2 separate regions of the Homo sapiens genome follow, and region 1 is linked to region 2. The links are chromatin loops, found by intact Hi-C in ENCODE. Cell type or tissue: Calu3. All regions are shown on one strand. Links, peaks and the distances in the headings refer to the core of each region. The heading gives the core; the rest is flanking DNA.

Region 1 (2,928 bases), core at 171-2,670, 96 kb after region 2:
GTGTCATTATGCTACAATGCCACTTATTATAGTGATTATTGACACTTATTGATACTTATTGTGGTGATTAAGAGCATGATCTGAAAAGCTAGACTGCTACAGTTCCAATCCCAGCTCTTCTTACAAAACATGTGATCTTCATCAAATTATATAAGCCATCTGTCTTCCTCTATTATAAAATGTAGCAATAATGGCACATTTCAGATAGGGTTGATTTGAGGACTCAGGGTTCCAGGAGAAAAAACAATGACCCAATCACCCTAAAAAAAAGTCTAGGAGAATTTATTTCCAAAGGGGCTATCATCAAAGACATGTATACGGGAAAACCACAAAGAACCTAGAATTCTTAGCTGCTGACCTCTTACCATCCCTAGACTAAGGGATGAAAGGAGGGGGTTTTTACTGAAGCCCAAAAGGAGAATCATGTAGTCTGTTTCCTTGTGAAGACCAGTGTCCTTTGATGAAGCCAGGGAATTAACACTCAGATTTCGCACTCTACCTTCCTTCTAGTTTCTGACAAGTCTCTCTGGTGCCCCTACCCAGCAGAAAGTAGATGGCAGCCTTTTTGATGTAGCCCATGCTGGTTAGTCTCCTGGAACAAAGGGCAGAATGGTAGCTCTGTAAGGACCATCATGAACTAATATGTATAAATAGTTAAAACATGTCTGGCACACAGTAATACCCAATACATAATAACTATGACTAGTATTTGTATTACTTCTATGTTATTAGTATTCAGCACAATTTCCAGCATTTGGTAGGAAATTAAAAACATTCGAGTAATGAGTAGAGGACAGGTACAGAAGCAGGATAGGAGTTGCTGTAGGATGTTGATACAATATAAGTTATAGTCACATATATACAATCGATCATAAATACATCATTGAAAATGACATGAGTTTAAATGAGTTGGAATTTTAATGTTGGAGAAAAGTAAGATAAACTTGTAGGGGTAGCTCCTGAAGTAGTTAGAAAACAAGTCACATTATTAAAACATACTGTTCCACACAGAGAGACAAGTTAGGAAGGAGTTAGGGGCAGTGAGGTACAAGGAAAAGATTCAAGCTTTGAGGCACAGAAATATGTTCACCCAGATCTGTGTGACATTGAGCAAGTTCCTTTTTTCTCTGAGTCTGTAATGGTTAATTTTATGTGTCAATTTTACTAGGCTATGAGATGCCTAGACATTTAGTCAAACATTATTCTGGGTGTGTCTGTCAGGGTGTTTCTGGATGAGATTAACATCTGAATCAGTAGACTGAGTACAGCAGATTGCCCTCCCTAATATGGGTGGGCCTCACTGCAATCAATTGAAAACCTGAATAAGAGAGAAAAAAAAGGCTGAGTAGGAGGGAACACTCCTTCCGCCTGGCAGCTGAGCTGAGACATTGGTGTTTTCCAGCCTTCAGGCTCAGACTAAAACATGGACTCTTCTTGGGTCTCCAGCCTGCCCACCTTTAAACTGGAACTTAAGCTATTGACTCTCCTGATACTCCAGCTTTCAGACTCAGACTAGAGCTACACCATGGGCTCTCTTGGTTCTCTGCACTGCACATCTTGGAACTTGTTAAGCTCCATACTCACAAGAGCCAATTCCTTATAATAGCTAGATACCAATATAGATAGATGATATAGATATAGATATAGATATCGACCTCCTGTTGTTTCTGTTTATCTGAAGAATCCTGATTAATACAGACAGCACTAGTACCCTAATTTAGAAAATGGAGATTGTCAGTAAGAGTCGATGAGTAAAATCCTATGCAAAGCAACTGACACATAGTAGGCATTCAGTGAATATGTCTTTTCCCCCTGAGAGTTGAGAGATTGAAAGCACAGCCAGTAAAATAAAATGGAGGGCTATCTTTCTAATAGACATCCTTCCTGCCTCTAGTCTTTAATAGAGTCCATTAATATCTATCAAACATTCCTAGGAATGGAAATATAAAGCCATCGTTGCTGTATATGTGGCAGCCTAATGAGCCAGCTGCTCCCAGTGAGGCAATAATTTACTCAAAGGTCCACAAGTGTTGAGTTAAGCATGAGTTAAGGCAGCTTTCCAAATTGACCAGTTCTTCCACAAACAGATTGCATTATTATGCTATCCTTTCTATGTAATTTGCTCACCAGGGCTCTATGCAGGATAAACCAATATGGTATCTGCCCTCTAGGACTTTTTCCTGCAAGGAATTCGCTGACAGATTTAATCACCCCAAAATCATGAAGTCAGCTCTCTTAGTTCCAGGCCAATGGAGTTTTTCTAAACCATAGCATTCTCAGACCAAGTCATGTGTATCCATTTCTTGGGGAGGGGCTACAGTAAGGATGACATTGGGCAATTTCTCAAGTCCCATTTCTCAGTAAAATGACTCAATATTTGTGCACACAGGAGCTTTTTTACGTTGGCCAATCCATAACAGATGATGATGTATATCACTTAACAGTGATGGAAGGCCCAGCTGCAGAAGTCATTTTCTGGAGTCAAGGATTGCAGCCCCCAGGCTAATTCAGCAAGAGAGATATTTATGATCTTAGCAATGGGACCGGAAGGCTCTCTGTCCCCACTTCTGAGCCTGGACAGTGCCTGCGGAGAGACTGGATTGCATTTTCTTCACCAGTGCTTGATGTTTAAACACATTAGAGGGACTTTGAGAGCCAAAATGACTGAATAAGATGGTACCCCAAAAAAGTCTCTAGTATAAAGCACCCTACCTCACAAAGCAGAAAACCAAGTTACCAGATCCCTTCCAGTCCTAACTAGCCATGTCACCTTGGGCAAGTCACTTAATTTTTCTGGGATGAAATTTTATGACCTGAAAAGTAGGTTAATAACGTCGCTTCAACTTCAAAGCCTAGAGCAGGTAAGTAGGTTTCCTGAGGTTCCTTTCAGCTCTGGTGTATCTAAAATTGTGCTTTTTATTCTGGGTG
Region 2 (2,928 bases), core at 324-2,823:
CAGGTTCCTGTGAGCCTCTGGTCACATTTCAATCAATCGACCAATACATAATCATGTTTTAAAGTCATCTTTTTAAATATTATTGTTGATTCATTAACATTGAACTTGCAAGCTTATCTGGAACATGTATTTTCTCTGTAAGGCACATCCCAGCCTTTGGCACATAGGAACACTAGACAGCAATTAAGCATGACACTTAAGGGCCATTTTAAAACACCAACAAAAAAGCACAAATAAAAAAAAAGGCACTAAATGGATCACAAAAAGACCCTTGTTTACAGTCAGAGCTGAAATAAGAAGGCAGAGTGTTGCTATGTCAGCCTCAGCTGGGTATTTGCATATGGTCAGATCAAAATTTTCCCACCCCATGCATGCCTAGGAATGACCAACAATCACCTGAAATATGGATTTTGTGGTTTCAAATAAATTTTAACAAGTAGACAAATTTGCAAATACAGGATCTGTGAATAATGATTGACTCTGTGTGTGTGTGTGTGTGTGTGTGTGTGTGTGTGTGTGTGTGTGTGAGATGGAAGTAAATTTTATCCCAGACACCAGCTAGTATTTCTTACTGTGTCAGAAACTGTTCCTTGACACAAACTGAAAGGACTGTGCATTGATGGAGAGTTTTATATAAAGTCTCCTCAAGAAGGATCCTTTAAAAAACTTGGAAACTACTGAAAACAACCTCTAACATATGAATTTCTCTTAAAAAAATTATATATATATATATATATGCCTCCTTTGAAATACCTCTTTTCTGCTCATTTTTATTTCTTTGCATCTCTTCCATCAGCAACATGTCAAAATGATGTCTACATTCTGTGCACATAAAGTCAATGTGCAACATTGGACTGGAAATAACTTGAAATTATTTGCTTAAAGCATTTCTGCTTTTGCTAGAACACTAGAAACTAGTTTTTGACTTTTACTTTTTAAACAATGATTGTCAGGACATGCTAATATATATTTTTGGCCAATCTTGTGGCTTATGACACTTCTATTCCTTCAATATTTTGCCTGCTACAGTCAGACATTTCACTATCCCTGGAGAACGCAGTAGCAAATAGGAAATGAACTGTGCAGCTGAAGAGAATTTGTCAGCAGTACATTCCTTTCTCCTTAAAAAACAAAGTAGAGAATGTTGGCTATTTATGCCCAGGCCTATTGTTTTTCTAATTAATCATGTTTTGTGTAAAAATTGCAATGAATGTATTTCTGCAAGACAACTGTAGTAACCATAAATGTTTGAGGTTCTCAGTGAACTTTCTCCTCAGATACTCAGAATTACCATACTGTCCCCCAGAAGTTCTATTTTCATCTATCATTCTGCAGCCAAATTGACATCTTTTGTTACAACTTGAATACAACTATTTCTTTTCCCATCCATAGCCTAAATAATTTCATAATAACAAGATTGTACTTCCATTAGGACTTGATAGTTAAAACCTCTTTTCTATCACTCTGTCCTATAGCTAGTTTCACTGAATATGAATATTATGGTAAAGGCCACTCCAAGTATATTTTTGGAGTCCACAGTATCATTGTAAGTTATCAGCACCAGTCTGTCCCCCTCCCCAGACAATGAGATCTTATTCATTAGGAACAATTCACCCCTCTAGTGGAAGAATCTGGGTATTGCAGCTTTAGCTCCAACAAATAGCTAAGCTTCAAGGCTGTAAGAGCATCTGCAGATTTTTAGAAAATTATTATTACAAGATTCCTTCTTTTTATGCTGGTTTGTTATTAAATATAACCCAATAGAGAAATCTCTTTAAAATGTTAATTTGCTTTCTTATGTTTATACACAGGGAAATGCTTAGAGCTATAAAAAGGCTGTACTAACACTGACTAATAGATTTTTGTTTACACTCATCTCCATTTTTCCCTTGTTTAAAGTCAAATAGAAATTGATTGGAAAAATGGTTTTTGGTATACTTTACAGAGTTAAACAATAATATGGGATGGTTTTTTTCCATATGTTTTCTATAAGCAGTAAGATTATTTTAAAATCAGCACTTTCGTACCAAAGTGGAAAACCATTCAGCCAAACTGAATTACAATGGGAAAACGATGATGTTACTACTCATGAATACTGGTAGCTATTGAGAGAGTAATGTGAAAATTCTGATTTCAGTTCTGCTACTGAGATGTCCTTGTCAGTATAAACGTTGGTAGTAAAAAATGCTTTCAAGATTTACTAGTCCAGAATGTCCCAAGAGGTGAAATAAATTCTCCAAGTTCACACAGCTAGTTAGTGGCCAAGCATAAGCCCATTTCTCCCGATTCTGAAACCCATAACTCTTTCTGGCACACAATCCTCATCGTTACAGCACAAGTCTGAATCCAGAGTGAATCAATTTGAATCACGCCTTGCTATGCACCACCTTGAAGATCACGGACAGCATCTTTCACCACTGTGCACCTCCCTATTCTCATCTGTACAGTGAGGGCAAGAGAGATGCCCCCTCAGAGATGTTTCAGCGAAGATGAAAATGAGATGCAGGAAAATTACTTAGTGCAGGACAAGATGCATAATAAGCACTCGGCGTGAGTTGACAATCTCTCCTATTAGTATTATTACCACTATGAGCTTTTTTTCTCTGTTTGGGGGCATTCTAAGAAGAGAATTTCTTTTCACTCCCTGGAGTAAATGTGTATGTAAATTAAGGGAAATTTAAGTCTTTGTTTTTTATTCAATTACTCATAAGTATTTCGGTGCTATAAGAGCTTTACTAATCTTACCCTTCATTTATGCAGTGATATAAGGGTGATAACAACTTTTTTAAAAGAGACTTTTAATTTTTTTTAAAGAGCATCATATGCATTGCCTCTATTAAGCCAGATTCATAAAATAATTCTAGCATAATTTAAATACTATATTAGAAACCAAAGATTATAAAGTGCAAATGAGATTTTCTTTTTTTT

What was found. A loop is a pair of places that touch in the nucleus more often than their neighbours do. Peaks named below come from ENCODE experiments on the same cell type or tissue, not always from the same donor. Only the 100,000 strongest peaks of a DNase experiment are listed, where the experiment ranks them.
Region 1: it touches region 2 in a loop (2.0-fold over the local background); 1 of 110 quality-filtered maps calls a loop at or near these places.

Annotation. Positions count from the first base shown.
Region 1 is chr4:23,038,354-23,041,281 of GRCh38, reverse strand. All of the region lies in intron 3 of LOC105374524 (a long non-coding RNA gene), which reads right to left. Among named protein-coding and RNA genes, the nearest start is that of ADGRA3, 520 kb to the right of the region's middle. In Calu3, for the core only: no CTCF peak of the experiment used is centred there; a DNase peak (open chromatin) is centred at 1,311.
Region 2 is chr4:23,134,671-23,137,598 of GRCh38, reverse strand. The region is part of intron 12 of LOC105374524 (a long non-coding RNA gene); the gene reads right to left. Among named protein-coding and RNA genes, the nearest start is that of ADGRA3, 620 kb to the right of the region's middle. In Calu3, for the core only: no CTCF peak of the experiment used is centred there; a DNase peak (open chromatin) is centred at 1,598.